3 separate regions of the Mus musculus genome follow, and regions 1 and 2 are each linked to region 3. A link is a loop called in an ENCODE intact Hi-C map of the cell type or tissue named here. Cell type or tissue: gastrocnemius. All regions are shown on one strand. Each heading gives the region's core, and the rest is flanking DNA. Links, peaks and the distances in the headings are about the cores only. Region 1 overlaps Tbx15 (T-box 15). Region 2 has its middle 63 kb from the start of Spag17. Region 3 has its middle 30 kb from the start of Gm22505.

Region 1 (11,151 bases), core at 1,601-9,600, 440 kb after region 3:
TGCATTCATGGAGTGGTTACTGTGTGCCTTACACTGTGCTAGATTCTGAAAAGTGACGAGAGAGTAATACTCTCTTCTGTGAATTACAAGGCAGTTAAGATATTGGATGACTTCACAAATATTCAGAGATCCACATGGGTAACTACCATACTGTTTTCCATCCTGTTACATAGAGTCTCATATGTCGGATAAAAATCCAGAAGACAAAGAGGTCTAAGAGGGTTAGGGGAGAACTTTGGAGACCCCATCACTATTTAAAAAAAAAAAAAACAAAAGGCCAAATTTATGGTAGCATAAGCAATGTCTACCTATGGTGAGAAATTTCAGAAGTGGCTATTTGTTCTAAACTTCCAGGGTCCCATGCTCCCCCAAAACAGAAACATGAGATTTTATTTCAGACTACAGACTGCAGCCTATGAGTGAAATTATTCGAATAAAAAATTCCCTTTAATGTTCATCTCTCAATTGTTTTGTAGCTATCGTAATTAGAAAATAAAATTGGCCCTGTATGCAAAAGAAATTATAAAGGAGTCGAAGCCAACTGTGAGATCAGCTACGATGTAAGAACCTTAAAATAGTCACCACCAAGTCAAGAGCAACAGTCTGCAGGAAAGTAAAGTTTAACTCTTGGTAAAAAATGTACTTCCAAGGCAGGGCGATGATGGTACATGCCTTAAATCCCAGCATGCAGGAGACGGAGGCACGGGGATCTTCCTGAGTTCAAAGCCAGCCTCAATTCATTCAAAAACATGACAACTCTCTGTAACTCCAGTCCCATGGAATCCAGTGCACTCTTCTGGCCCCTTGAGACAGCAGGCATGAACATGATACAGATATACATGAAGGCAAAACACTCAAACAGATAAAATAAAAATAAAGGGAAAATTAATGACTAGTCTCTTAAAGAGTTAAAACACCTCTGGTGTTTTATTTTATATTGGGCAAATGTTTGCTTTCTTTCTTCAATAAATAAATAAACAACATTTAAAAACTAATTTGAATGACTCAGAAATTTTCTCCTAGTAAATAATATTTCAACAAAAGGTCTTTCAGTAACTTTGGAGCACAATGCTAAAGTTACACTCAGGGAAGTTAAGGAGGGAAACCTGGGAACCCCTCACTGTGCTGGTTACACTGCAGGGCTCACTGGGCAAATCCAACATCAGTATGTCAATTAATGTTCCTATCTAAAATGGCTTCTTCAAAAGGGGTTCCTGGCCACAGCGTGTCACTACTTTCTATATATAACCAAAATTGCTTTATTTTATTTTTTTAGAATTTTTTTTATTTTTATGTTCTTTTTTTAATTGGGTATTTATTTCATTTACATTTCCAATGCTATCCCAAAAGTCCCCCACACGCTCCCCCATCGACTCCCCCACCCACCCACTCCCATTTCTTGGCCTTGTCGTTCCCCTGTACTGAGGCATATAAAGTTTGCACGACCAATGGGCCTCTCTAGGATAGCAAAAACTCTTCTCAAGGATAAAAGAACCTCTGGTGGAATCACCAAAATTGCTTTATTAACACAAGTACCACACTGGGTTCTCACAAGAAATTGAGTTTAGTTTATGAATCAGAGCAATAAGCATGTAGTTGATTTTTTACCTTCTAGTATATTCTAATTGGTGAGATGGAGCACATATATAGTCTTTCTATTTCATGGATGAGCAAATTAAAATCAAGAGGAAACTGAAAACCAGAAAAAAAGAGCATAGGTGTCTGCCTCCTGCTCTTCCACGATCTTGCTGGGTTTGTTCCTCTCCAAAGCAGCTGACATTTGTGAGCTACCTCACAACTGAAATGGCTTCAAAAAGTTAATCTTGGCTAAGACACAAAACCACTCTGGTGCTTGCTTTCTTTAATCTTCATAGCATAGCGTGCACACACACATTCCTAAGAGGGACTATAAAGTCCCTTCTAATGCAATGAATTAAGAGTTCAGCTAAGAGAGTTCCAAGGCTAAGAACAGAAAAATGCCACAATAACTTGACTTGGTTACCATAGATACAAAAGGCCTTGACTGTATGTACCTAAGTTTTAATGGCATTTAATATCAAAACTGGGCATTTTTGAAATATTTTATAGTTAGTGAGATTATTTTCTTCTTGAATATGTGATTACTGGATATGTATGTATATAATGCATACACACACACACACACACACACACACGCGCGTGTGTGTGTGTGTGTTTTCCTTGGACCCAGTAAATAGCTTTGTTTAGCCCCAAACTCACAGCAATCCTCTTGCCTTACCCTCCCAAGTACTGAGATTACAGACATGAGTCACTACAGCCAGCCTTGAAAAGTGATTTTTCATACTCATTCATTGAGCAGTGAACAAAGCATATTTACTCCTGTGGCTCCCCTATTCCCCAGCTGTGATAACTTCCTTCCAAATTTTATTTTGCTTCACTGGGTTTTGGTTACCTCAGCTTTATGATTAGGAGATGAGGGTTTAAAACATAGTTCTGCCTTTAAAATCATATTTATGTCCTGATGATAAAACAACTTATTGATTCTGTTGATAGTAACTCAGTCCTTGATACTCTGCTTCATATAGACCAGATTTTATGTTAATGGGCAAAGATAGATAAATCATGTTTCTGATCTCAGGTCACTGAGAATCTGGTAGGAAGGATATAGAAAGTGTTAAAGTCTTACTGTGCTGGATGCTCTAACAAACACAAGGAGAGTGTTAGGGAATTGTGAACCAAAGACAAAACTAATCAATATCAAAAGACTTCATAAAATGACATTTGAGTGGTACACACTCAAAATATAGGTTTAATAGCATCAAACAGAAGATGAGGCTGATTTTTTTATGTAGTATAAATAGCAAGAATAAGGATTTGGGTGATCTTAGAACACCAGAAGTAAACTGGTATGGTCAGACTTTAGAGTGTGTAAGGGTGGATAGTGAGTAGTGTGAGGGATGGAGGTTGAGACTCGGGCTCACCTGAACTAACCACTGTTTACTGAACATGTACTATGTGCTCATACTTCTAGACTCTCAAGATGAGGTGAGCAGCCATGTAGAGCTCAGAACTTGTAACTAGCATGGCTGTCAGAACGTAGATTTCCACCTTCATTCTCTATGTTCTCTACCTTGATTTTACATACACATGACAGTTTTCTTTCACTTCCTGCCTATGGATCCTGTGAGTCAAGTTGAATTCTTTGTCCTGTCTCCTATGTAAAGAAAGGATGTATAATGGTCTAGTTTTAGTATGGAAGACTGGTTACAGAAGACAACCACAAAAGTAGAACTTTCTGAGATTAGATGCAAAATACCACAACCACAAGATTGGAAATGAGTTGTCATATTTCCTCTAACTGAAACAAGTTTAAAATGACTACAGGAGAAAGATGCACCCAGATATTAATAAACACATATTGGGGTTTTTTTTCCTACCAAGTACTAACACATAATAACAGTGGGTGCTATTTCCCACTTAGTATTTGGGAAGACAGACACTCCTTCTTTTTTCTAAGTTCCAAGCCTTCTAAAATCAAGACCCCTTGGCTATCTCAGGAGTCCCCCTTCCAACCAGGGAAGCTATTAGAATCTTATAACCCAGGTAATGCTGACTGTGTCAGGCACAAGGAAATGATCCCAGAGTCCCTCTGGAATGGAGATTAGTCCTGGGCTGCCAGATTTCAAGGTAGCTTAGAGAGAAAGCTAGTGATGAAATTTTTCATAGAGAAATTCTAAATATGGAAAAAGCACAGTGTTTGGCATTAATCTGAGTACGGACTGAGCCCAAATTTGATACTCCACCCTGAACTTCAAGGGACTGACCTGTAACCGAGGTTGGATTAAACTAAAATCATAGTGATAGCAGACACTCAGATGAACCTGTTAGATGGCTTTGGTAATGGAATGGTGTCCCGGAGCTCTCCATGCCCTCCAAGTTCTATTTGGGAGAAAGGGGAAGGTAACCTGAAGCCTACAGTTCCTGTGCCAATAAGCCAATTAAGGAGACTAAGAGCTCTTATCTTTTTAGCTGCTCAAAGCACTCTCCACCTAAGCAGCAGCTTTCCCCATGATACATCGAGCCATAGTACATCGCAGTTACCCCTTGGGTGCAAGTCTTGTGAAACAGCAGTAGTCAGTATTTTCTAATCTATTTCTAGTTGAGCAAGCAAAGACTCAATGCCATGATAGTGCGACCTTCCAAGCCTCTATGTGCTTCAAAGTGAAGGGGGAAATTCCAGATGCTTAAATATGTTGTTTAATAAATTTTCACAGAGATGCTGTAAAGTAGGGAGGCAGGGATCGTTGTTGTTTGCTTGCTTTTGTTGTTTTGATTTCGAGTTTTTGTTGTATGTTTTGGGGTTTTGTTTGTTGTAGGCTTTCTATTGTTGTTGTTTTAGGGTTTTTTGGATTGGTTTGGTTTTGCTATAGCTTTTACAAGTAGAGACAGAGGCTTGTTTGTGAGTAATGGCTTCTCCTGTATTACATAACCCATGTTAGAATAGAATGGGACATGAGTTAGTCTGACGTTTGGGTCAGTATTCTTTCCACTCTCCCCTGTTGCCCATGTGAAGATCTGGAACCTTCTAAGCTGTTCAGTCACAAGACAGTTCTCCGGAAACAAAAATGTTGCCAACTCTTCTGGGAGAGGAAAAGAGCCAAACAAGTCACATGGGAGTTTTCCTTCCCTAGCACCAAGATAGTCATAATCAGCAACATTTAATATCACTTCATTAATCTAAACATTGTTATATAAGAAAGCACAAGTGTAGATGTCCTCTTGTTGGATTTCACTTGCTATCCACAGTCTTACCCAATGAAAAATCCAAAGAAGGCAGACACTGAAGGTCACTGTCGCCATCAGATCACCCCCTTGCTTTAAGCTAGAGTGATAAGCCAAGTAACAGAATGGGTGGTGGCTGCAAGATGTTTGGATTTTGAAAAACAATTGAAAACACTGAAAGACATGTCAAGGGAATGACGTTGGTTCCTATTTGTTCAGATTCCAGTTTATTTAGATTTAATTATGGTCACATTTCACGACCTAGAAGTTTCTGACAGTCCTAATTGGATAACCCTTCTTGAAGAGAATTTAGCTGGTGATAACAACTGCTAAAGTATGTCATGAAAAGACAAGTGTCAAAGAGCATGCAAGATTCGCCAGTGCCAGGAGGACCAAGAGAAAATAAGACAAATGCATGGATCTTGGATTTTCTAACACAGCCTTAATTACAGATTTGTTTTGCTCTCCTACAAATTTAAGTCTTGAGAGACAGATTTTTTCTAGTTCAGAAAATATTCATGATGAACAATACACAAGTGAAATAAGCAAAAAATGGCCCACAAGCCACAGGACAATACCCAAGCTAAATAAACACCTTGCATCAAAAGTCCTTCACAAGTTGATGCTAACCAGCTGGGTAGTCTTCAGAATTTATTGGTAAATTTTAAGCTAGCTTCTGTCCACTCGGGCCCCTTCCTGGGGATGTTGGCACTTGTCCTGGCTAATGTGACATATCAGATCATTCCCGAGCCAGCGTGCATCTTTGCTCTTTGCATCCATGGCTTCCATCCTGTGACCAACACCTCAGTGCCAGCCACTGCTATTACAGCACTCGTTTCAGCCATCATTGCTTTGCTTCCTGCACACTGGAAAACAGGCTTTCCTCAAAACCTGCCTCATAGCTTTGTAGAATGTGCTCATTAGGCACCAGTTAACACACAGGCATACTGATGTGCTAAAAGGGAAGAAAGAGCTAAACACCCGATTTCTAAGCAGTAAGTATAACTTAACTGTGACATCTGGGGACAGTGTCCTCGGTGGTGCTAATTCTCAGCACATGAATAGGAGAGACATTTGAGCACACCCAGGAGTACATAGAGCCCTTCAAGTGACACTCAGGAGACCTCCAACTACATATTTAAAACCCAACAACTTTATCACGTAGACACAATAACCTCTTTACTACTCTGAATCCATCCGTTCATTCAATCACATATTTGTCTAGCAAATAGTGATTGATTATATGTGTCTGGTGATATGCAAAAAGTTTATGCTGATACATGAACTATGCTTCAAGATTTTTAGAAAATTGTTCAGAGAGGCGGGGTAAATCCATAGATAAGTCTAAAACTGTAGAGTATTCCAAACGCAACATGCCAATTGGGTTATGGGATTTAAAAGATGACATTCTAGAGTTCATCTTTCTCCTTCCAACTGTCTACCTTAAGCAAGAACTCCATCTCTTCACAATTATTTTTATAATCTACAGAGTGCTCTATCAATAACCACTGTATAAAACTTTTATGAACTGTGGACAATATGTGTATATATGTGCAGTTCCAGAATTACATTATCAATAGATATGGATACAATACTAATTTTCATGTGTTCTCAACTGAGAAAAAAAAAAGCATCACAGTGAGAATTTAGAGTCAAGAGGAACCTCTTCATCTAAGACATCTTTTAGAAGTAAAAGGGAAGGAAGGTCTTCCAGAGTAAGGGATTTTATAACAATAGTATGGCAGTAAAACCTACAAGAAATGTACGGAAAACAGCAATCAGTGTGCCCCACATCACAGCTGTGTTGTGCCTCTTGTACCTTTAGTCCCTGAAACATTCTCCTGCTATATATAAAACATGCACCTGCTATATACTCAATGAAATATTACTTGTTGATGGATAGATGGATGGCTGGGTGGATGGATGGATGGATGGATGGATAGATGGATGGATAAAATGCTATATTTTAGCAGAGCAAGATAAGGCACATTGATCGAAAAGAGGTAGAAGATGGTCTAGCATTAATTTAAAAGTCTTAGTGTTGTTCTTCTGATCTTCTTCCAGAAGATAAATATATCCCTAGTACTAAGGTGTCTTAATTCTCCCAGCAAAATCTCCATTAAATCCTAAGGTTGCTGCCTCCTGACTTCACAGCCTGAACTAGGCCTGTGAGTTGTGTTAAACATAGTGGCAAAGTCTGACTTGAAACATTCCAGGGGCTTTGAGTGAAGCCAGTGAGTCCAGCAGCTTCTATAAAGTAGCAACCATAGGCAAGCACCTAGAAAGCACTCAGCCGCTGGCTCTCTTCTGTAAGAGCCTGAGAAGGAGAGAAACCTGTAGTCGTGCAGAGAAGATGAATAAAGAATCAAGTCCTACGTCATTCCACACAGTGAGGCTGAACATGAAATACAAAGCCCCCCCTTGAGAGGTGGATTTCTACCCAGGAATGGTTTCTACACAGACAGACAGCTGCTGAGCCTCCATGTCTGCTGAACAGTACTGTGCCTGCTGCCTGGAGCAAGACATGCTTGCATAAGTGCTGTGAATTAAAGGGAGAGGCATCAGCCTCTAGAGTCACAGAGATTCAAATACATGATTGTGAAAGAGGCATGCCCTTTCCAAACACAGCATTTATTTAAGTGGAAATAATCAAGAGATACTGGTGACTCCCAGGACAGCCTCTGGCACAGAGTAGGACATCTAGTCCTTTCTATCATTTGGAAAGGTCTGTGAGTTTTTGTGGTCATTTGCCTATATTCTCTGTGTCCTTGCAAATGAAGAAAAGCATATCCCAACAAAGAGTTTGTAAAATACAGAACAGAAAATGATCATAGCTGAAAGAGCTTCAGGACCAAGAGAGAAAATAACTATCAAATCTGTATGGTGTTAGGATAAATGGTAAGAAGGACAGAGCAAAAACAAAGATGCAATGAAACCATTGTCTAAGAATGCTCATTTCTGTATGGTCTACTTAAGTGCTACCCTCCCAGCCTCACCTCAGTCTGGAAAAACAAAAGACAAGGAGGAAGACTGCTGAATTCCCATAGGCTGTCCATAAAGAAGGGTCCAGGAAAGCAACACTTGCAGAGCAAGCAGAGAAAATAACTATTGCTGATAAGACTGAAGCCCCCAAAATATGGAGAGAAATAAACAAGATGTAGGAGGCTGAAGAGAGCCCTGACTCCAGCTCAACAACCAAGCCAAGAGTGCTCTAGTGCAAGATGAGGAAACACACAGTGTGTGTGTTGGGGGTGGGGAGGGGGGAGGTAGGGGAAAGAAGATTGGTGGTAAGTGAAATGCCTGTGGGGAGAGAGCGGAGGCCAAGATTGGACATTCTAGACCTTTGAAAGATGGGCGAAGTAACATGCCTAGTGGCCCCCACCCAGAAGTGTTAAAGAGAAAAGCAACTATGGAGTTCTGAATAAAAATATTAGGTCATCTACCATCCCACACACACACGTGAGGAAGCCAGCCAGATGTAATAATAGCTTGCACCTGTAATCTCAACACTGGGGAGGTTGAGACAGGTGATCACAAGTTCTAAGCAAATCTGAGATGGACTACATGGCAAGATAGAGACAGATGGACAGGAAAGAAGGAAGGGAAGGAGGGAAGGAAGGAAAGAGAGAAGGAGGGAAGAAGGAAGGAGAAAAAGAAGATGGGAGTAAGGAAAAGAGGAAGTAAGGGATAAAAGGATAGGGTGGGAGGGAGGAAGAGAGAGAAGGGGAAATCAGGGAAGGAGAGAGAGCAGAGATCAGATGTTTTGATAGCAGAAAAAAAAGTTCCCTTTGTGAACACAGGGCAAACGCTGGAGGCGAGAGAAACATCCTGGATTCATGCATGATTTGTCTCTGTCTTTATAACTTGCTGGCTGAGCTTAAGATACTTGCAAAACTTGAAGTCTACCCTCATACCTCTCATGTTCCTGGGCCTCCAAGGGAAGCTCAGCTCCTTGAGTCCTTCCTATCTTCCCCTACCCTTCCCAAAAAGGAATGCATCAAGGGTCTCTAACCCCAGAATGGATACTAGGTGATGGCCAAGGGGTAGCAGGTGGAGGGAGTTGGGAATTGCCTTCTGCCCTCTGTGTAGATTGACTTGGGAATCCCAGAGTCAGCATATTATTCCTAACCCAACCCCTAACTCCTGGGGTAATCTGTACATGGTCACTTGATCCCACCGGCTCCTTGATCAAGAACTTGTCTACATGAGCCTCCATCTTTCCCCAGAACTACCTACCTTGAAGGGTCAGAATGACCTTTGAAGAGACAGTGTCCTCCAAGTATGTCAGCAATTCAGAAGCTGACAGCTTCTAAAATAGCTGCTGTGTTTGTGTCTATTGCTCTCTGAAGGAGTGGCAGTGTCATTAGCCTCTGCAGGATTTCCATGCCAAAGTCACGCCTTCCCTTCTCCCCATAAGGCTCCACACTGCCTCTTGCCTCCCGGCCTGGGAAGACTTGGAGCCCAGAAGCCATGGCATTTAAGCACTGTCAGAGCTCCCACTTCAATTCCCGTAATGGTGCCAGTTCAGCAACTGTCATGATGACCAAGCCCGAACTGTATTTAGAAGCTTTGGGCACCGTACCATGTTCCAACCCATCTCAGAGTAACAAGAGATTTCCTGAGCTCCTGGGCTTGTGATTCAAGGTCCCCTCCTCCAAGGGAGTAGGGAGTTCAAGATAAATTTCTGATGATCTGTTTTCTCCTCAGAAAGAGGACTCCAGTTTTCCATGAATGTTATTATATAATACAACTTTGAATAACCATACTTTTTAAAGTAAAGTTTGCGAAAGATGACCAAAGAGAGAGAATGATAAAAATCACTCAATACAAGATTAGTACTGTTCACATGGACAACTGATACAAGGATAAATTCCCCTGAAAATACATTTTGAAAGTGCTCAGGATATATATATATATATATATATATATATATATATATATATGGACTTTATGAGACAGTGATAATAACTCAATTCATCTTTTTAGCAGCTTCTATGTCCCTTTTTAAAGTATTCTAGTAGAGTCCCATAATAGTTTCAAGATAATTCTTTTAGCGATAAGAGACAGTTTTACACACTTACACTTTAATACACTGTCTTCCACCCAAAAAGTGGGGGTGCAGTCTGATCATTTATACCACTAATTGTGTAGGCTGTCAGTTTGGGGGCTTGCTGCATGCAGAGGGTCTCTAGGCTCTCAGTGATGATAAACCACAAGAGAAAAGAAGACTGACCCCCAACTCTCCACCAACTGTCTCTAACCAGAGTCCCTCATAGGTACCCTGTCATTTAAAAGGCAATAGTGTTTGGCCTTTCCCCATTTCTGGGCAAGGAACCAACATTCAGAGAATGTGGTTTTAGGATCATGGCATCTAATCCATTCAAGGATTACCCGCCCCAAGTCCTGCTCAGATGGCCGTGTTACTCATTGCCTCCCTTTGTTCTATAATAAATCCAACCCTGGCTAATTCCAAGCCTCTATGCATCACTGAAGTTTAAAGATGGCATTTTGACAGGTCAGATATTTAGAAGTAGTGGACCACCAACCACTCAAAAATTTTAAGTCATTTTAGAAACACATGGAAATCATTTTCCCCAAGAATTCACAAGTCAGGAGGATGGGATCTTATTGATGGCATATGAGCTGTTGTATATGTTAAATTTTTATTGTATGTACTATCATCTTTGTATAATCTAAGTTGACTTAACAATGAAGGTGGGTTTTCCTTATTATATGAAGTATTACATGAGTGTTATCAAGTACAAATATAGCACTCAGTATAGAGCGCCCTTATAATAAAAGCAATAAAAGCGTAAGATAAGACTATAAATAAATGTACCATGAGAATCTATTTAAAATTCAAATGTCATTCGTAAGGTTATTTCATAGAGATCAGATATTCAACTATATTTTCAAGACCATATCTCATGTAGCCCAGGCTGGCCTGATCATCCTGCCTCAGTCTCCCAAAGTAACACAGGTAGTTTTCCTACCTGCATCTTTCTTCCCCCCTTCATCTTCATGGTAACCACATATACCTCTGACATACAAGTCAGATCCTTCAGGGAAGTCAGGGAGATGTGCTATGTATAGTCAGGGGCTTTTTCGTTTTAGACTCCGTAGTTATACTTTCTCACTCTTCTTCCCAAAGTCTCAGTAAAGCATCAGTGGCACAGAAACTCGGTGCTCACTAGTTTCTTACTCTCATTGGCCAAAACCACACCAACTTTGCTGTTGTAAAGAGAGACACACAGTTCCTTGGCCAGAAATATGCTCTCTGGACTCTGTGGGTGACCCCACAACCTCAGAAACTCCTATCCCATATCCTCTGAGGCTGTGTGTGTGTGTGTGTGTGTGTGTGTGTGTGTGTGTGTGTGTGTGTGTCACTGG
Region 2 (11,151 bases), core at 1,110-9,109, 85 kb before region 3:
ACTACACTCAGGTCAGAATGTTGGGAGGCACGTGCACTTGCACGCAGAGCCATCTCTCCTGGCATTGTATCTATTCACTTTCTTACTATCATAATTAACATGTGTCTCTATTTTATAAAACTCACTGATGTGGTGCCTGCCTCTTGGAGATGTCTACACCTATAAGGAAGGGGAATGAGCAATGAAACCTGAAAAGAGTTGGAAAGAGGAAAATCAGACCAAAGCTTTAGGGATTCAGGTAGAGATGCAGCAAGAGTCTAGAAAGGCAAGTTTATGGAAATAGCAGCAATTCCTTTGCCAATCTTTATAAATATGGACATGGTGTGTTTAGGTTTAGAGGATGAACTTGGACCATGAGTGGGCCATAACTCTCATCCCATTCCCCTATGCCCTTCTTGTCTAAAACCGTGAGTCTGCGTATCATCATAGATGAACCATGGGCAGCAGAACATTCTACAACTTTTCCCACTGGGACCTTAGAACTATAAACCACTATGTGCTGTTAGTTTTCTAGGCTTCGTGGATAAACTAGTAAGAAAACTAGACCAAAAAAAAAAAAAAAGTCTCAGCACTGTGGAAGTTGCCACTGAGATAAAAAGATGAATTAACTTTTATAGAATGCTAGGAGGTATGGGGGGAAAATGAAGCAAAAAAAGGGGGGATGGGGTGGTGTTATAGTTTGGTCAACTGGACATAAATCTAGACATATTAGGAACTAGGGAATCTCAACTGAGGTCTTCCCTCTGTCAGATTTCCTGAGGGCATGTCTATGGGGGCATTTTCTTGAGTGTTGATTGATCATAAGAGGGCTCAATCTACGTGCAGTGGGCAGTACCATCACTGGGTAGGTGATCATGGGTGATATAAGGAAGCAAGCTGAGCAAACCATGGGGAGCAAGCCAGCAAGCAGTGTCCCTCCAGGGTTTGTACTTAAGTTCCTCCTGGAGCTCCTTCCTGGCTTCCCTTAGTGGTGGACGATGAGCTCTAAGAAGTAAACTCTTCCCTATGTGGTCCTGCCTGGAGGTCCTGCCTTACTTCCCTTAATGACGGACTATGAGCTTTAAGGTGAAATAAACTCTTTTCCTTGTGTGCTTCTTTTCTTCAAAGCAAGCTAGAAGCGATGGCTCTCTTTGCAAATGTGTTTAGTATAGACTAGATTTGAATAGTAGCACATGTGAGCGGGCTTCAGAAAGAGAGGCTGTGAGGGTGAGACCTGGGAGAGAGGAAACGCCTGACATATTTAACATCATCCCATGCACCTCCTTCCCTTATTTTACTGATAGGTGGCATTTTCTGTTCTTTTCTGTCCACCTTCTCCTCTGTTATCTCTTCAAAGAAATTACTCTCCATACTGAATGAAGGTCCTTCATCTCTTGAGGCTAAACAATTAAAGATGAACTAAAATAGCCAAAGAGTATGGGCATCTATAAGAGATTTGAAATATTATTCACTTTCTGTCTAAGATTGCACTCTCTTTACAAGATACAAAGATACTTGGCTTCTCTAATTTTTATCCATACTAGAAAATTCTGTTGGCTACGAGTGTGGGAGCTTTCAGGCACTCCTGCATTTGTGCTTTGCTCCCTTTCTTATGATAGTTTTCATGGTTTTAGAACCAATATCACCCAGGCTTTACTCCATGTGTTACTTTGTTTTTGAGTCTTCTACTATTAGTCTGCTGTTTTCCTCTGAGTCTGTTTCTGTTTAGGATCATGAGTCTACCCTTGATCTTGTATTATCTCTCTATACAAACCCTGCTTGGTTAACGTACCTCCTAGCTGAACAAACACTGAACTGATATCTTAGGAGGGTGATCATATGGGAGAACAAGACAGAGAGACCCACATTCCTGTCTTGACTTAGGATGGATTAACTATAGAGATAAATACATTACTTCGTTACTGATTGAAACCTTCATACATGTATATAATATGCCAAATCTGCCATCCATTCCTTCCCATGTAACTCTACCCCTAACCCTCTTATGGTTTCCCCTCCCATGTCAGTATGTGCCTGTGTACAAGACGATCTGTGTGAGCATGGGTAACCTATGGGGGTTGCCTTCATAAAGAAAGTGGACTGTTCTTCTCCTAGCAACCACCAATATCTATTAGCTCCTGAGCTAGGGGTGGGACTTCATGTCTTCTGCCACACTACAGGCTAGGATTTTGGCTGGCTTGATCTTTAGGGCATAAAGATTTACTTCTATTTGAAGGTTTGTGTGTGTGTGTGTGTGTGTGTGTGTGTGTGTGTGTGTGTGTGTGTGTGTGTGTGATGTATATGTATTTCCACAGAGGCCAGGGAGGATTGTGCCCTCTGGAGCTGAAATTATAGGAAGTTTGGAACTGCTTGGTATGGATGCTAGGTACCAAACTTGGGTTCTCTGTCAGAGCAAAAAGTGCTCTCAATTGCTGATCCACTGACCCTTTGAGTATAAACTTTAAAAGAACCCAGAGCATCTTAAATTTCTCCATGGCCAAGATTGACCCCAGAATCTAGAAGAGGCTGGAACCTGTTAGAAATGGGAGCACAGTGCTGGTTGATATGGGGATCAGATTATCTGTGGAGCTAAGTGGAGAAAATTAGGAAATTGCAGACTTTTCTTGTCCTCTAAGATCTCAGTTTTCTAGCCTCTCATCATTTCAAACATCACTACTATACAAACAACTGGCCCTTAAATCTGTAATTCCACCTTTGACATTTCCTCAAAGCTCCAACTTATTTTAACAGTTGCTAAATATGTGTTCTCATTAGAAAATCCATATAAACAAGTATGTTACACACAAAAGACACACACACACACACACACACACACATACACACAGAGTCCTGCACTTTCTCATAATCTACCCTTGATACTTGACTGCTAATAGAAATATATGCTTTTAATTTGATTAAATGTGAAATTTTTAAAAGTAAGCTATAATAGTTATAAGACTCATGGCCTGAGACTAAGGGCAAGGTACTATGACAGAAATTTCTACTTAATACTTTGTTCAAGAACCCAGAACTATATATTCTGATATATTAAATGAGAGCCTAGTCTTTGTCAAGAATGTACAGAACTCTGTTGGAAATAAGGAAAATGTCCATGTCACTCTGGGTTGTGGTCACCACTCTAATGATATGTGACATGGAGCCCCCTTTCCAAGAATGCCTGGTAATGTTCCTTCAGTTTCTCCTCTACTAAATGTACTTTAGGCAAGGTCTCATTTCTAACAGGGCTGGACAGATGTTTCAGCAGTTAAGGCTGTACTTTTGCTCTTCCAATGGACCAGGAGTCAGGTCTTGGTTCCCAAAGGTGGCTCACACTCTTCTGTAACTCTAGTTCCAGGGGATCTGATGCCCTCTTCTGATTTAGCAAACTTTAAGCATACAAGTGGTGCATAGACATACACACAGGCAAAGCCTCATGTTCATAGAACAAGATGAGTAAAGAGATCATTCTAAGGATTGTTGAAGGCAGACTTTAGAATGATCTTTTGCACAGTATCCAGTACAAAGTAGGCATGTAAAGGCTGCATAGGGTAAAAACCGGGACTCAAAAGGCCCATGATGCTAAAAGGTCATCTTTGGTGGTAGGCATATTCTTAGGATACAGAAATACCCAATGCCACTAACTACACCCAAGTAATTTGGACAATTGGTAAATGTCCTTGAGGATTCTCTCTGCCCCCTTCTTTTCTCCCCTTCCATCCAGAGAGCCCCCTGTGGCTTGGACCTACTCTCTGTGGGCTCAAATGCTTTCCCAGTTCTAGAGACGAAACTCCGACTGAAGTTAGTGGAATGAGCAGACTTGTTTTTACTCGATTTGCACAGCTCTCTTTAATGTCACTCATGCTAGGGAAAAACCATGACCTATACCATGGGACCTCTAGGTCTTACTTCTTTCCACATCACTCAGAAGGTGCCCAACAGCACTAGAAGATTACCACCACTGAAACTCACTCTGGGAGGTGAGCTGTCAATCACATTTCCCCAGCACATGAACCTGACCTCTCGCCCTTGAGCCTGGCGCCTTGGGCCAGGAAGCTTCTCCTGTGTTGTTGTCAAGTTTTCCACTGTGTCCTCAGGTCAGCCCCAAATGGCTACTATTGCTGTCCTCACACTATTTTTAGTCATAGATCAGTTATCCCTGACACGCAGTGGTGGGGATTAACAAAATGCACCCATATGCATCTCTGAGGGCTGACATGTGTGTCCCTAGCCCAAAGTAGTCTTGGGCAGTTCTGGGTAGGATTAGCAGGCTTAATTTTTTTATTATCTCTTTCTACTTCTCTTGGCAGAAAGAAAGAGGGACCTAGGCCAGAACCACCAAGATTTGTTTGAGGAATTTAGCACAAGCCTTTCTTTAACTATGCATCAGACCTTGTATTTTGCCCACACTTGATTCCTTGCAGCCCCCCGGGGTACAATTTTCCTTCTGTTGATGGAAAGGCTTCTATTGCAGACCAGGCTCTGCTTTTATGAGAACATAGAGTAATAGGTCATGCTGTGGGGATGTCCCCATCAGGAGCTCATGTGATGAAGGCTCCACATGCCAGAGGAAGGGAATTTCAGAACGCCCCGTGCCAGCTGGGAAGGCTGTACACGGCAGGGTAAGCTGCAACATAATCACATCATGTTCTGTAACCTCAGCTCTGATGCTCTCTATCCTCTTTTGACCTGAATTGAATGCAAGCTTGATCTTTAAATGCCTGTTGTTCTCAGTCTCAAGTACAGTGCTTGAAACGGCCTTTCTCTGTGGCAAGCACACCACACACCGTAACCCATACTTGCTTGGCATTTCTTTCCTTTAATGTCGTGGGTCTTCTCATGTGACAAAATGACTCTTGACTCTTATAAGAAGGTAAACGTTGGGGCAAGCAACTCTTAGAGCTTTTGTCAAATATGTTGTCAAACAAACAACAAAACCAAAACCCTTCCCTGGTTTGTTGTGTCACATGACATTTATCCCATAGTCTTTATGTGCTTTGTAGGAACTGTGTGCTTAGCTCAGAATCCCTGTGCTGGATTTTAGGAGCCTGATATTGGCCTCTGAGTCACTGCCAGTGCTAGTTCAGAGTCCTGCCTCAGAAAGTTGCTGTCTTTTGCTGGGCTGAGTGGGGTCACAGGAATCTCACAGATGGACCTACTGTCCAGGCAAAGCATGGTTTGTTCTGTACTTCCCAATAGAAAACAACTATAGTCAGAAATTCAGGTCTACTTGTGGATTTCTTTCTTAGCAACTGCCAACCACCCCTTTACTCACTCTTTCATGGTTGCAAAGCTTCAACATATAAACAGTAACTACATTTACCAAACCAAACCAACAAATTCCTTTCTTTCCTTCCTCAGGCAACACGTACTTATTAGGTATTTAAATAGCATGCTTGCCTGCCTCCTGTCTATATGTATTCTAAATGTAACAACTTTTTCCACTTAGGAGTTTATGAAAGATGAAACTGTGTCCCTTGTCCAGTTGCTGGCTGTGGATGAAGAGATTAGTTCTTCATGCCTCAGTGGTTTTTCCTTGAACACAAGATGGAAGGAAAGGGACTTTTCTCTGTGTTCTACAAGTGTTTTAGACTGACGGTCCCTGAACAAACCAGGGCATTTCTTGGACATTCTCTGGGTTCTGCTTACCCTTGGCTCACGCTGCACAGACTCCCATAACTCCTGCCACTCTGATCTCTTTCCTTGGCTGTGGCCACTTAGACACTTGGTGAATTTCTTTTTGCCTGTCACCTGCAAGCTAGTCTCTTGCCGAAGCTGCTACTCAGCTTCTGGCCTCCCACACCAGAACTCACTTCTACCTTTGTTTTTCCTCCTCCTTTTCTTGTGTTCTTTATTTTCCTTTCTGGAAATAGCTCTCCCATGTGTGTGCATGCATTGACTCACCCTGGTCTCTCACACCTGCAGACTCATCAGTAACGTTGGTCCTTGTACATTCTGGTGAATCCTCAAATCTGATTTCCTACTGTGGCCAAAATAACCCTGTATAAAGATGTCATATTGCCAATCATTATGACTTTCATTCTTTGCCTTTAATCATATCTCAAAAAATAAGGCAAGAAGAATAAAAATTATTGAAGGAATAGCATGAAAGAAGAGATGATGTTCTAGTAAGGCCAGAACACTTACAGGTAAAAACATCATGTGACTGTATGTTCAGTGTGTAAGGTCCCACCTAGTTAGTGTTGGGGTGAGAACCAGAGTCACTGGTGAAAGGGAAGTTCTGGGAACCCTCACCAGGTAAAAGACTGGGCTTGCTCTCTAAGCCCCCGAGGTATGTTATTGTACAGAGCAGTCTCGATTTTCATCCTCACTCTTGTCTTCTTTCACCAGACATTCAGGAAACTCTCTTTGGGAAATTGTCTGTGAAAGCCAGGAGGGAGTGAGATCTGCAGCACTGGCCAGAGATAGGGTCCTCGGAGGCTGATCTGTATGATCGCATCCTCAGCTTTTCCCAGGTGATGCTAAACTTGTCTCTTGTTGACTACAGTAGAGGAAGGGAGAGCATGCAGGCAGGGTGGTGGAAGCTTCTGCTTTCAGTAGTAGAGGAATATTGAGTTAGTTTTTTTTCCTTTATGTGACAATGTTACTGCCATGAAAAACAAAACTTTATAAAAAAATTAAACCACACAGGTGTTTTCTATGATCAATGAAAAAAAAAAAAGTAAGATTGAAAGTTGTATGTATCCTATGACTTCAGTCCTGTAGACATCTACATAAGCAATGTATTCTGGGTGCAGAGGGATAGATTAAAATCAACTGTGCCTAGTAGATTCTTCCTGGAGGCCATAAGACTTTCAGGGAAATCTTGAGACAGGATCTCTTTTGAGGTCCTCAGAAGCTCGGCTTGAGCAGACAGATGATGTGTGACTTTGGCCTCCGAACAACCCTTTGAACCCAGGCGTTGAAGGTATGGTATTAAAAGCTACCAGTTAACACAGATAGACAAGCTAGAGTCCATCAGAGTTCCTGGTACGAGCTGGGACTCCTGGGAATTTGTCTGTCTTTTCACGCACAAAGGGGCAGCCAAAGCTGGCTTACTTCCTGAGTGTCAGAGTGTAGAGAAGCCTTGAACACCACTCTTAGCCAGATATGCCCTGGACTGAGGAAGCCCTTGGGATCTGGGCAGTCAGCAAGTTGCATAAATCAGTGCTAAGTCCTGTATCAGACGTCTCCATGGTGCCAGCATGGTGCCATCCCAGGAATCCACAGCTTTAGGTTACCTCAAGTCCCAGCCTGGGGTTTCCCTGGAGGCTGTGTTAGGGTTGGATGGCCAAGTTGTTCAGTATCCTGACCTTTCTTTTGCTCCATGGACTCAAATCCATCATCTTTACTGAGTACCTACTATGTGCAATGTGATTTACTGATGCCACTTTTAATCTGCTCAGCAATTCCATTAAAATAGTATTATTATCACAATTTTGTGCGTAGTAAGGTTGAAACAGTGTGATTGAATAAGTTGTGATGTCTTTCAGCTTTTAGTTTTTCATGCTGTGTGCATGTATGGTGGGAAGAGAAGTAAGGAGAAAGGGTCCATTCCATTATATTGCTTTGAATTCTGGTCTTTAACCATCTGTCTTCCTCCTATTTGTTTCTGAAGTGTTTCTTCTCAGCAACCTGCAAAAAGTAGTATCCTTTAGTCCTTTTAACTCTGTCCATAGGAAGGCCTCATAGAATTGGAAAATTAGAAAAGAATTATAGTTTTCAAAGGCTTATGTTTTGACAGCCATCAGAACCATTTTCTATGCTTAGGATGACCAAAATCGCCTGTGTAAACTAGGAGCACGATGTGGTTAATGCTGAAGATTCAGGAAACACAGATTTCCAAATCCCTCATGTTCTTCTCAGAGGAGGTCATGACCAGACCCTGTGAGTCTGGTGCTTTTTTGACATTCGATGACATGCAGGACACCTTCATTTGGAGTTGACCCACTAAGACCAGATTTGAAAGACTGGCTGACTTCATCCTCGGAAATCCTGATCTTGGTGATGTCAGTCCCACCCTACCCCCTTCTCTCTCTTCTACTTCCTCCCCTACAGATATATCTCTCAAGTCAGTCACTACACTAGGGAGCTGCAGTAAGTGACACATGGAATATACATGTTCCATCTCTCACTGAGGTTTGTGGACTGGGAACTCAGTGTGAAGTCAAAGTATGAGCAGTGGTTTAATGGGGAAGAGAAGAAGGTGCTCAAAAGACACATTAGAAAGGTCAACATGGACATCCTCCATCAGAATGGTCTACACAGAGACCCGACCCGAGGAATGAAGGAATGACAGGAGAGGGAGGCAGATCCTTCCAACCCTGCCTGGTTCAGGTGTGCAGTCAAAGAACACTGGAGTTGCATCCATGTTTTAGATGAAGGACTATCACCATTGAAGGACTATCTGAATTCTAATGGACCATAAGAATTTCACAGAAATGCTGAGATGAGGTACTCCTTGGAGGAATTAATATATACCATAGTTTGGAGCTGTGACCTGGGGGAAGAGACATCTGTGCTATGGTATCTGTGGTTTGACAATTCAGATGCACATGTGACCACCTTGTTTACCAGTCATTCCATGCTCCATTTCCACTGGAAGACCGGGCCAGATTTCCTACTTCTGTTTGTTGATAGGACCCAACACAGCAGGTAGCACATGTAGGACATCATTCCTACTTGTCTTGGTGGCCCAGAACCAACTGGAGAAGGTCTGCTCTAAATTTAGCCCTGCCAAGCAAACTGTAGGAATTTTGTACCTCACAGCAGTTCATCTTGAAAAGACAGGTCTTGTGTTTGGCTGGGGCCTGAGGACTCCCTGTCATTGTGACAATAGGAAGCAAAGGAAAGGCAAGCCATAAATTAGGCCAGGGGACAGAGGCAGAGGAAAACAGATACACACTGGTGACAAGATTAATATGCAGTTGATGGAGAGCGCTTTCACACCAGAGCGCCAACAAATAAACACAATTCGGAAAGCTCATCTCTGCCTCATCGGGGAAAGCCCGATTCCTGAGCCAGTGACAGGGAGCAAATGACTGAGCAAGAGGAAGAAAAGAAGCATGACAGCCATGTACATGGGGGGTGGGGGGAAGCCGGGTAGGGGAGTCATTGTCAGCCAGGAAGTCCCCCAACCCCTGCAGGGTCAGAGAGCTGAAGGATGCCAAGCAGTGGGCTTTGCTGAGCTGTATGTTTTCTGAACAAAATCAAAGGACAGGAGGACCAGGGGCTTGCGCTGCAGGGGAGGTGGACTCTGAGATGCCTGGGTGAAAGCTGAGCTGAGAGCGGTGCTTGCCCCAGGCACAGGCATGGCTGTCTGGGCCACCAGCTGAGGAAGGTATCATTTTTTACCGGGAGTCAGCAGAGTTGCCTGGCTCTTCATCTGGACCCTTCGGATGGCCTCTCCCCTGCCCTGCCCCGCCCCCATTCTACAAGGAATGACGACTCAGCAGGCAAGCGTCGCAGAGACTTTTGCTTATTCTTTTGAAGCACATAGAATTACTACCCTTGTAGGCACAATGCAGCCAAATATTGAAAATTTTGTATACTTCCTAAGGCAGGCAATTGGGAGAATAGACACAGTCTTTAAAACTACCAACTTATTCTGTGGTTTAGGCTTGTAACTATTATGCTACCCTGTTGGGCCAATGCTTTTCCATGACCCTGAGAATAAATCCAGACTTTGAACTTGACCTAGAAGAATTCTCACGATCTGATCTTTGCTTAAGCTGGCTAAGCCTCTCTCTCTATGGCAACAATGAACAACTTCTGTTTATATGTAGCAGCAGATTAATTCCAGCATCAGGTGGCTTTATTGACTTGACCTCTAGTGAGGGGTCCCCTGGCTACTTCACATCATGGATGTGATGGCATTTTGCTGGGAACATACATGAAAGAGGGCGGTTGTGCCGAGAGGCAAAAAGCCAGAGAGACTGAGGTATTGGTCGCTCTCATACAACAACTTTCTCATGAGAACGAACTGGAGTCCCATGAGAATTCCATTAATCTCTTCAGAAGGCAGAAGGAACCTGTACCTTCAATGACCTCCAATGAGGCTCTACTTATTACGGGCTTTATCACCTCCAACAATACCATACTAGAGACCAGTATTCTAATACTTGAAACATACATGTATTAAACAATTTAATTGTTGTTTAATTAAGGGGAGGGGGTAAAACACAGCCAAACCAGATCATTATTTAGAGCTCTAACCTTTAACATATGCTTTTTTATCTTCCTGCAATGACCACACCCACCTCTTTTCTCCTGCATCCTCTAGGCCCCTGTCATTATAACACTCATGCTGGTTCGAAAGCTGCCTAAGAAGATGTTGGTCTCGAACTCTATTGTTTGGCAACTAGTTAAACACTGAGTGCACAAATGGGCAGGCAAGTGAATAAGTGAACAGATATTAACCAGATAAATTGGTGAACCAACTGAAGAATAATTCTTACATCTTATGTAGAGATGTTCAGTTTGGAACAATCTCTTGACCTTTGATTTAGTTTCTACTTCAGGGCTGGAGGACACCCAGAATGCAAAGTAAGAACACAAGCTAGCTCAGAGAAATTTGGGAGAACCAGTTTGGCTCTTAGTTTCCACAAATAAATTTATCATATTTGCCTTCTTTTTGCCTTGGCATCAGTACCCATAACATAAGCAAGCAGAGCCTTTTGAAGGCAGTTATCAGAAATATCAACAGCTTCAAGTGCTCATTACAGATGTCAGATCTCTCATTGCAGGCATCTGGTGAAGCTTGGAGAAGCTTCTTAGCTCTCTCAAATTTAGTTTCTGTAATAGGGGAGAAGGAGAACAGCGCCTTTGAGCAGTCAATCATTTCTAAGGATCCAATGTGTTCCTCTTCCTACCAATGCAGGTTGACATAGGTCTACTCTGTAGCCAGGATGTTTGTAAAGTGTGTGTGTGTGTGTGTGTGTGTGTGTATGTGTGTGTGTTCTTCGAACATTTGTTGGAACTGGGCAAATGATATGTTAATGAGTTCTTTGATGGAACCTCACTCATATACTGGTATTATCTACCAGGGTTAGTGGAAGAGGCACTTTGGGACTATGATAATTTATTAGAATTCTAAGATTTTTATGACACCATAATCATAAACCTACCCATGTTGACCTGGCACATGGTACAGAGTATTGATGTACCCACAAACAT
Region 3 (11,151 bases), core at 1,885-9,884:
ATTAGAGAGCCATAATGATTAAAAAACAAAACAAAACAAAAAACAAACAAAAAACAACAACTGTATTGTATTGGTACAGAGACAGGCAAGAAAATCAATGGAATAGAACTGAAGACCCAGAAATGAGCCCACACACCTATGGCCACTTGATCGTTGACAAAGGAGCTAAACCCATCCAGTGGAAAAAAAGACACCATTTTCAACAAATGGTGCTGGTTCAACTGAAGGTCAGCATGTAGAAAAATGCAAATCAACTCATTCTTATCTCCTTGTACAAAGCTCAAGCCCAAGTGGATCAAGGACCTCCATATAAAACCAGATACACTAAAACTAATAGAAGAGAAGGGGGGGCTGGAACACATGGGTAGATACACTGAAACTAATAGAAGAGAAGGGGGTGGGAGCCTGGAACACATGGGCATAGGGGAAAAATTTCTGAACAGGAAACCAATGGCTTATGCTCTAAGATCAAGAATCAACAAATGGAGCCTCATAAAATTGCAAAGCTTCTGTAAGGCAAAGGACACTGTCAATAGGATGAAATTCCAGCCAACAGATTTGGAAAAGATCTTTTCCAATCTTATATCTGATAAAGGGCTAATATTCAATATATACAAAGAACTCAAGAAGTTAGAGTCTAGAGAATCAAATAACCCTATTAACATGGGGTACAGAGTTAAAGAAAAAATTTTCAACTGAGGAATATAGAATGGGAAAGAGCTGGGGAGAGGGGCCCTAGGAGTTGAATGGAGATAGTGTTAAACATGATTGATACACATTCCACTAATGTATGCCATTTCTGAAGCATAAATTATTTTTTAAAGAGTGACTGTGTGAATCAAGTAAACTGGTTTAAACAATATGGCTCATGAAATCTGGGAATGACGTAAGACTGCATCAGATCCATCATTAAAAGTGACCAAATGTAAAGGATGTTGAAAAGGAAGCTCACTTTGCATACACTGGAATATTATTTAAGAAGATGTGTGGAGGTTTTGAATCACGCTGGTAGGGAGAGGAAATGACTGAGAGACACATTCAGCTACTTTGCTGGGAATAACCTTCTCAGAGGACTATATTGCTATGAAGGATGGTTAAGTTCTACCATTATCCCAGAATGAGGCTTCTGCCTCTGCCCCCAATTACTTGGAAGAGAAGGACTCCAATGGCCTCTCCTCCTTCATTCCCCTTTTTAGTGCCTGTTGTGTTTTATAAAAATAAAGAGAGAAAAGGAATATGTTTGGTGGATATGTAGTCAGGCATGGGAGAAGGGGATGCCTTTGCAGGCCCATGTTGAGGTATCCCTTCCCCCCCAAGGGACCAGCCACTGGACAGTATAGTATAGAACAGAGTTTATTCAGGACATGGCAAGGGGAATTGAGAGGGTGTTAGACACACACACACACACACACAGAGAGAGAGAGAGAGAGAGAGAGAGAGAGAGAGAGAGAGAGAGAGAGAACAAAGATAGAGACAGAGAGACTGTGCAGAGGAGTAGAGTTTGGCCATGAGCATATGAAAAGAGGGGGGAGGGGAATGGGGCTGGAGGGGGAACAGGAGGAAGGGGATAAGACAAAAGCGAGAGAGAGAGAGAGAGAGAGAGAGAGAGAGAGAGAGAGAGAGAGAGAGAGAGGAGCAAGCAGCTCCTTTTATAGTGAGTCAGGCATACCTGGTTGTTGCCAGGTAATTGTGGGACAAAGTCTAGACACAGTGCCTCCCCGGGAACAAAGCAGGAGGGTTATGAGCAGAGGTACTGCACTTTGACCTGGCTGCTTGTGAGTCTTATGAGAGTAGGCTTTATTTTTTGGGTGGGTTGACAAAACACTGGCCTGAAAGATGTGCACAGGAATGTGTGTGAGTGGGCCTGTGTCTGGGATTCTGCTAGAGTCTGGCTTCCTGGGCTGTACTCATTCCCTACAGTGATCTGCACAGGGAAGCCAGGATGAGCTCAGCATGATAATTAAGGCCAGTATCATATTCAAGCAATTGTCTTATTAATTACTTTGAGGGGAATGAGGACTCGATTTTTAATTCATGTGTAGTTTAACTAGGGGGAAAATGTAATCCATATGGTTCTTATTCAATTACAATTATATCATCAAATTAGATTGTCTGTCTTTTTTATTTTTTGAAGCTATATCAGAGCCAAAAAATTCAGTGAGTCTTTTAAACATGTTTTTAAGCCTATTTCATAAAAACAGGAAGTCATGTTTGCTTTTGAGTAACCAGTTTTCTCTCGGCAACTTTTTGGATACTTACAAATCATAAATTCCTTTAAATCATGTGGAAAACAGCCCCTTAAGCTTTGGAACAAAGTATCTCAGGCCAGGAGAGTGACCACATTGTTTAAGTATCACACTCTTGCAAAATCGAATCCTCTCCTGTATCTTTCTGACTCTGCTGCTGCCTACCTACTCTGCAGCTCTGGATACATTCTTCCACAGAAGCCATTTTTGGCTTTCAATTCACTTCAATTCTAGAATCTGGACATTTGTTGTTATTTTGAGATTTTCATACTGCCAATATATCCCTATATCTCAATACTCTTATCTGTCAAATGGGCAACAACAGTTTGTGAAGTGGGTGTAAGAACAGGAGGTAAATGCAAAAAGCCCAGCAGGATAGACGGTAGATTTCACTACTAGTACATTTGTCAGTAAGTGCACTGCATTGTAGCTGCTTGTGTTCAAAGTAGTTTGAAGGGTTAATAAGAATAAAGGCAAACTGTGGATTCTGATATTGAGACTTTTAAATAATTTATACTGTTAGCATTTTCACCACAATTGCATTAAACTTTATGAAGTAAAACATATTAACAGGTTTATTAAGAAATTTACAAATCTAAGTAACAAACAAAAAATAGTTGATGTGATTGTGAGTGTTGTAATTGATGAATATACACCTCCTGACACCTGATCTAGGAAATATCGATCAGAGCTAGAGACCTGACTCTGGGTCACAAGCACTAGCTGCTCTTACAGAGGACCCAAGACACAGTCAATTCTCAGGACACAGGTGTCTCACAATCTCCTGTAACTCCGGTTCCTAGGGATCTGACACCCTCGTCCGGTTTCCACAGGCACGCATACATGCTTGGCATACACACATACCTTCACATCAATAAAAATTCAAATATAAAGAAAGAGCAGATAAATCTCCTGTGGTTTGTACTTTCACCCTTCCCCAACACATAGTTTATGTTGGGAATAAGCACAACGACATAATGATTTCTAATAACATTTGGAGGCAGAGAGCAGTAAGCTAAGCATGTGTCCCATTAGCTCTGTCTTATTTATTTTTCCCCAAAGTCCTCTGGGGTAAGAGTTATATCCTGGAGCTTTTCTTAACTTCCCTAGCTAGGTCAAACTACAAATACTACACTTTTGTCCAACGTGTTTATCTATTTGCTAAATGCTCCTTCTTGGTCCATAACTCCTTTCTTCCCGGTCTGATGAAGGAAAGGAGTGAACGCAGCCTCATCAATCCATGCCAGTGTGAAGGTCCCTGGGCGCATGTAAAGAGAGCAAGAGGCAGTAAATACTGTGAGTGGGGCGGGCACTAAATCACTCGATACCTCACAGAAGTAGATACATTAGAAGGCTGGACTGCAACAGGGCAGCTCCCTACCTTTCTCCATTAATGACAATCGAAATCAAGGAGAATTTCCTGCTCCTACCTGTGCCCCCCCACCCCCACCCCCTGCATCAGTTTTGCTTCTGTGTTTGTACAAGTGTAGATATGTTTCTGAAAAACAAACCATGCTAGTCCATGCACGGTATTTCACAAATCTTTTAGAGCGGTCTAGGTTTTCTCTTACATTTTTGGTTAAAGGACAGCTTCATTTATGGAGTCCTCTCACTTATTGGGTCCAACAAAAGATTAAAGCACTATGGTTATACAAAGTGGTTTTTTATTTTTTCTTAACTTAGGAGTTATCAAAGCACTTACACTGCAACATGAAGGCTCTTGAGCTTTTTGGCTATACTATCTTTCTATCTTTCCTGCATGTGTACCTTTGCACATAAGGAAGTTAATATATGCAACATCGCATGAATGGCCTCTGTGCTTCTTTATATGTGTTATGTAACAGCAGCATAAGAGCAGGAACATGTGTTGGACTGGAGCCTTGACTGGCTTGATATGCATATTTGTATATGTACCTAGTAGGTGTTATTAACCAGACAATATACTAAGAAACCTGAAAGTTGAAAGAGCCCTCTAACATAATATTTTTTAGATGATTTTACAGAGTTCAACTTCTCTATAAAACATTTTTATCCTAGGGTATATTAGCCAGTCTTGAATATATCCCAGTTGTGTAAGGAAACTCCTTGCCTATCTAAATTGTTTATTATATTTTTGTATTTTTTCATTTGGGTAGCATTTGACTGTGTTTTACAGGTTCTTAGACCTATGGCAGGGGCTTGTCTCTAACATGTATTTGAAAGTATAGCAGGGTGTTCTGCCTCTGAGAATCTGGTTTCACAAGCTGGCTGCTCATAGGAGAGGTACTTGTGCCCACACAGAGACCTCTTAGAGTTTTTGCACCAAATATGTATAGCTGTGGCTCTGAAGACAGCTCTTGGATTTCTCTTGACTCTTTGAGAGATACCTTTAGCTGCGTACTTCAAAGCTGACTGTCCACTTGCAGCACTCTGTCAACAAGCAAGGAGAGCTTTAGGACAGAAGACCAAGTCATGGCTAAGCTCTTGAAACCCTTTGCTGAGCCATGGAGTGAACCTACATTTACAGACAGGCTGGCTGCCAAACATTAACTAAAATACTCACACTTGTTTTTGACAACAGGGATCAGGTTTGGTTTCATCAACTGCTATTTTGGGTTCCCAGCTATGGCAGAAATGTCTCCAGATTCCGGGTGGCTGTAATGCCTCTGTACAGCTACCTTTCAGCATTGCTCCATCTGCTGTGCTTTCAAGGACTTAGTTATGTTGGTGCCTTCACAAGATTTGGACCCAAAATATGAGTGGGAAGGCCTATCAGGAACTCCCAAGGAGGAACCCCAGGGACAGGTCTTTCTGGTGTTCCCCTGTTTGAGCGTACTCTGACATGCAAAAGCAGCAGTATGAGGTGGCTTCCAAGTGCCTGTCTTTGATGATGGATGAGTTTGGCCTTGCTGCCTGGGGAACAGACAGGAGTCAGCAGAACACAGATGTTTCAAAGCAGCCAAATTAATCTTCAATGGGAATGTCAAGTTGGACCCATAGTACAATGTTTCAAATCCCAATGTGATTGGAAAGCAAGAGTTAACTTTATAGAACACATCTAAAGCTCTCCAGAATGAAAGTGCAGATGATACCTGATTCAAGGCTATAAGGCTTTCTTAACAATCCCTCAAGCAAGGGTGAAAGAGTGCACAGTCAGAAGAGGTACATTTTGAAATGTTCCCACCTTTCTGGGAAAGATCAGCTCTTTGTCAGCCCAGACTTGTTGCACTAAATTCATACATGCATAGAAGAAGACAGAGCAAGATTTGATGCATTAGAATCCCTGGCTAAGACATACCTTTTATTATAGAAATATCTCCAGAAAACATATATTTCATTGGTAAGTGAATAGAACCCTTTTGCCACCTCCCTCCCACCACCTCAATTTTTTTTTAATTATGAGACTTTGACAACTAATTCTGATTAGAGTAGCTGCTTGGCCATGTAGAAATCTATGAGGAAAATATTTGACACCGTAGACAAAATATATCTTCTCATAAACTAGAAAGGATGTCTGGAATGACATCTAGCACTGTGGAACTCTCGGGCAGTTCATTTCTGACACTTATGGTGTCAATGGACAAGTGGAAGCTCTGTTGATTCAAGGCTTCCTTATAGTAGAATTTCTGAATGAAAGAGGAAAGGGAAATCAAGAGATGTAGAGCATGAATAAAGTCATAGAAATACATACTTAATTTGACACAATTCAAGTTATTTAACATTGGGAGTGAGTTATAGAGTGGAATACATGGTTTTCAGATGAGTTACATGCTAAAATGTAAACATAATCTAGGAATAGAATCATAACTCTTTCAGTTAGGAATGATGGTAGAGTACTTTAATTGACAAATATAATGGACCAGATGTCATTTGTATATCAATCATATAATTACCATGATGTTTATGGTTTTGTTCAATTTGTCTGGGATCAGAGGTTTTATTTAGTTTTTATTGGATAGAAAAGGTGAGATGCTAAGTTCTGATGCTAAGGTCCTGTTCCCTAATTGGTTTTTGATCTGACAGTAAAGAAAGCCCATGGGCCAATTGCTAGGTGGAAGGGATAGGTGGAACTTCTAGGACCCTGGACGAGGAGAGAGGGATGAAAGGAAAGAGACAGTCTGCCTTGCTTTGGAGAGAGGAGAATCAGGCAACCATGTGAGCTCTCAAAACAGAGTGGCCACACAAACATCTTGTACAGGTGAATGGTCAGGGGAGTTTAACAACTGAAGTTTAGAGCGGGTGGAAGAGACTGAGATAAGAAATTGGTAAGGGCATGCTTTTCCAGGCAGGAGATAGTAGTGTCCAGCAATTGTGCCAAGAAGGCATGTTAAAAAGGAAAAACTATGTGTGTATCTTTTATCTATGGATTCAAGGGAAGCCAGAGGGGAGCTGGTAGCTAGGCCACTTCCCAGAGCTAAAGGTGGATAGAGCATCAAACTACACACAACACACAGTATCATAGAAAACATACACAAATTTCTGTGCCAGATACCTGGTAAATCCAACAGAATTTAAGGCTGCACATCTGAGACAGGAAAATATAAAAATATGAGTTTTCAAATAAGTCTCATGAAATGAGTTTCCAGTGATTGCTCATATACTATCCATTCAGAGACAAGAGCTATGTGCATAAGGACAAAATGCATGAGATTTGGGCAGAGTTGGGTAGAGTTTGGAATTTCAGAGAGTTTCCTATTAAATAAGAACAATGATTCCCAATTTCTAAGGCCATTAGGAGGCATCAGAGTCAGTCATGGAGGCCCCTGACAAGTCAGGAATATTCCTGTAAAGAACACAAGAGTGGTTGCGGCTCTGTCTCATCATCATAGTGAAGGCTTATATTTGAGGTGTGTTCTGGGAACATCGCAGTGCCTTGGGCTTATCTAAACTTCCATGCCTTTTCTCAGAGAAGTAGGAACTACAGGTACCGTCCATCCTGGAGTCAAGTGGAGAATTTGAGACATTTATTCTGAAGCTGAGCCATCTGTTTCTTGGATTACCATCCCAACAGTTAAAGTATTATTCTGTAGATGAAAATTAGAAAACAATGGAATTTGTATAATAATATTAACTATTCATTAAGGTATGCTTGTGGATTGAAGTAGAAAACTTCATAGTTAATAGGAAATAGTAGGAAACTTGATAGGGGATGGAGGACAGTAGGAAGGGATCTTTTGATCTCTGGATGAGAAAGTCAACCTAGAGTTTCAGATCTGGTGAAAATATTCTCCAAAATGAAGGTAAGATAAGGACATTTCTGGTTAGAGAGAAAGAATTTCATCCCCAGGAGACCTACTGTACCAGAGCTATTTAAGGAAGCTGTTGGTGAGAAAGTACCTCGGGAAAGACACAGAGGCTCTTAGGAGTCAAGCCTCATTTCGAGTGGAATTTCCAGAGGAGGAAAAGGAATGCAAAGACAGAGATTAGGGCAATAAACAGAGTCAGAAAATACACACTAAGTTTAAAAGTGATAAAGAATGAACTCAAATAGCAACACATGCTGAGTATGGAGAAAGACAAATAAATGTGTGAGCAGAAATAAAAGATATGCTTTTTTGGTTTTCAATTTCTCGAAAGAATATTCCTTGATTATAGGAAAGGAAAATGACAATATATTGTAGATTTTGTGTATGTGCCCTACAAACCAAATCCAGCATCTTGTGTTCACTATGTATACAGTCTACCACTGAGTGTCAGGGTCAGCCCTATGCTATGATGTTTTTAACATGTTTAGAAATCTTTATCTGTCGTTTTGGTTTCTGTGGTTTTATTTTTGACAGACCCAATTATATACATAGAGTCAACAAGTCTAAAAATGGTAAGCAGAAAAATTTCAGAAGTAAGTTATTGTAGTATCTTGTTATAATTTCTTATAATTGTTATAATATTATTAATCTTTTACTTTGCATATGTGTGTATATGTATATATATATGTGTATTTATATGCATGTGTACACCATATATATATATATATAATACATATGTATATGTATATGATTTATCACTATTCAAGCTGTCAAGTGTCAAATGGGAGTCTTATATCATCAGCAAGAAGAAGAGATCACACAAAGTATGCCATACATATAGCCATGGTAAGAAGAGAAGGATGAATGTGTTTGTAAAATTGTCACATTATTTATGAAGTACTATAATGTCCCTTAGAATGTTGTAGGTTCAAACTTTTACTGAAATCACTTTCAAAAATGAAATAATTCTACCCAAACCCAACCAAAACAAAAACTAAAGTTAATTAGCCAATACAAGGATAAATTTCAAAAGATGCTCAGGACACAGAAAGTTGAAAAGGAGAGACATGATTGAGAAAGGAACAGAGAAAATAACAATTAATAACAACGAGTAATTAGTAATTAGCTTGACAAACTACAAAACAAAGATGGCTGACTAAAAATGACTATACCATTGATTCCCCTGGGACATAACATTTATAAGCAACACATTTTACCTATGACATAATTAGAAATAGGTATGATGGAAAGAAATATGTTGTACAATCCATACACCTGATAAAAAGAGTAAGTGAGCTTTCCACAACCATAACAAAATGCCTAAGGAAATGATCTTTAAAATGAGTACAGGATTTTTTTTTTTTTGGCGCTCAGTATCAGAGAGGTTTGTGGTTGTGGTTTGGGCCTGTGGCAACACAATATGCTACAACAGGCTCACAACAGTTGTGAAACATAGAGACCTAGGAAAGAAAAATGCTGAGACTCTCTTGGAGGGCACATTGTCAGTGGTCTAGGTGTCAGCTCCTAAGAGGTTCACTAGCTTCTGACAGCAATGCATGCTGGGACCAAGCTTCAATGAATGTGCCTTTGAAGAACATTCATGTGCCAAACTCTACCATATGTTCTGACTCTATTAATATCATATGAAATAGACTTAAAGACAATATTACTGGAGATCAAGAATTACAAAATATCATTTTACTATAGAAAAACATGGTATGAAAGTTAGGCCTAAGTCTTTGTTATTTTCATTTACAGTGTTTAAGTGTTCTGTATTGGCAAAATGAGGAACCATGAGACACAGGAAATAAGATATTCAAGGTCTGTTAAGTAGGATGTTGGGTTAAGCAGACTTTTCAAATCTGTAATATAGATGGAAACAGCATGCAAACTCAATTTCCCCAACTGGACATTCCCAATGAAGATTTCACCCTGTGACCCCAGATCTTACTACGATCTCATTATGTGAATTTCTAGAAATGATAAATAGGCCAGGAGGTGAACCATTGATTTCCAGAGGTGAAAGCTGTTAGGAGGGACTGAGTACAAAAGGGGTGACCTGACTCTCTGAGGTGCTAGAGATATGTCCTGCCTCAGAATACAATGTGTCAAAACTCATTGAAACATACATTTTATATTGTTGAATTGTGTTTCTTGTTAATTGTGGCTCAGTCAGGCTGGTTTCTTTCAAATATACAAAAAAAAATCTGCTCACACTTTAAATACTTGGAACCTATGCATAATTGCATGAATTTTATGAGATTTTGAAGAAACTAAAAGGAAGCTGGGGCTATGGTTCCATTATAAAGTAGTTGTCTTGTAAGCAGAAGGGTGGGAGAGCTATCCTCCAGAACCCACTTAAAAGGGTGAATGTGGTGCTGCACAATTTGCAATCCCAGTGCTGAGAAGGTGGTCCCTGAGGTGCACTGGCCAGCTGGTTTTGTATACTGAACAATGTTCAGACCTGTGATAGACACTCTGTCTCAATCGTTAAATCAAAGCAGATGATGGATGGGTGGTGCCTAAGGAATATGCAAGGCCTCTTCTGGTCTCTACATGCACACACATTGATCTGCACCTATTCAGATGAACATGCATGCACACAGAGGCACACCCACACACACTCATACTAAAAGGTAGAAATTGTATTGTTATTGTTGATAAATAATGGTACGAATAACTGCTTGGATACATGGAACAACTTTACAGAGTATATATAGTGCACCTGTTAAAATGCCTATTATGCTCTGGCTCTGCAGTGAAGGCTGCCAAGGTAGTCACGTGACTTAATTGCCCTAACTTTCCACCCAAGGCATCAGGGTTGTGACCTGAATTCCATATAGCCACAGTCAGCAGAAGTCTTGGACAGAGCAGTTTAGTGGATGGGAAGAGCCTTACAGATCTCCAGAATTTAACTTAGGGGTAAATAAGAAGCATGAATAACAAAGTCATTATCATCAGTCCACTAAGAATAAAACAACCTTTAAGAACAAAATTCCCATCTTTCATGTTTTAGTTACTGGCAATGTTAAATATTATACAAAGTCCCTTTACATTAGTAGTCTAAGTAGGCCATAGTCAGCTATTCATGGATGTTTCAAAGAGAGAAAACATAATTCCCTCAGTAACTAGCCTGCAGGAAAACTTATCTGCAAACTGGCTGCTTTTCCAGAAGATACAGGTTCAAATCCCAACACCTATTGTATTTAATAGGCACCAGGAACATACATGCTACAAGGACATATAGACAGAAAAAAATAATCATGCATAATTAATTAATTAATCAATTTCCTGCATATCATTGGGTAGGCTGCTTCAGTTTTTTGGAGTCTGTTAGAATCATGTTGTTCAGTAGGATGAGACTAATTGCTGTATACAGAATTCAGTGTGCCAAAGGATCTTAGTGCATGCTCAAAAAAAATTAAGATTCATTCTAAAGAAAACAAAAAAGAACTGAATGCTGATCTAGATTTAGAAGGACTTAAGCCTGGTCCCTCTTTGTTATCCCAGTCTGCATCCAATAGTGTGTGTTCTAGCTTCACCCTTCAAAGCAAGGCTTCTTTAAGACCATGTGAAGACACAGCAGAAAGTGACCATCTAAACACCAACAACTAAGGCTTCAGAAGAAACCAAACTTATCAACACCTGATTTTAGACTTCTATCCTTCAGAATTCTGAAA

The links. A loop is a pair of places that touch in the nucleus more often than their neighbours do. Peaks named below come from ENCODE experiments on the same cell type or tissue, not always from the same donor. Only the 100,000 strongest peaks of a DNase experiment are listed, where the experiment ranks them.
Region 1: a loop joins it to region 3, with 4 times the contacts of the local background. A loop is called at or near these places in 2 of 42 quality-filtered maps.
Region 2: it touches region 3 in a loop (2.5-fold over the local background); 4 of 42 quality-filtered maps call a loop at or near these places.

What each region holds. Positions count from the first base shown.
Region 1 is chr3:99,294,471-99,305,621 of GRCm38, reverse strand. The region is part of intron 1 of Tbx15 (T-box 15); the gene reads right to left. Among named protein-coding and RNA genes, the nearest start is that of Tbx15, 46 kb to the right of the region's middle. In gastrocnemius, for the core only: no CTCF peak of the experiment used is centred there; a DNase peak (open chromatin) is centred at 5,507; H3K4me3 peaks cover 348 bases; H3K27ac peaks cover 5,411 bases.
Region 2 is chr3:99,816,347-99,827,497 of GRCm38, reverse strand. No RefSeq gene overlaps it. Among named protein-coding and RNA genes, the nearest start is that of Spag17, 63 kb to the left of the region's middle. In gastrocnemius, for the core only: no CTCF peak of the experiment used is centred there; no DNase peak of the experiment used is centred there; H3K4me3 peaks cover 155 bases; H3K27ac peaks cover 6,606 bases.
Region 3 is chr3:99,732,214-99,743,364 of GRCm38, reverse strand. No RefSeq gene overlaps it. Among named protein-coding and RNA genes, the nearest start is that of Gm22505, 30 kb to the right of the region's middle. In gastrocnemius, for the core only: no CTCF peak of the experiment used is centred there; no DNase peak of the experiment used is centred there; H3K4me3 peaks cover 239 bases; H3K27ac peaks cover 4,572 bases.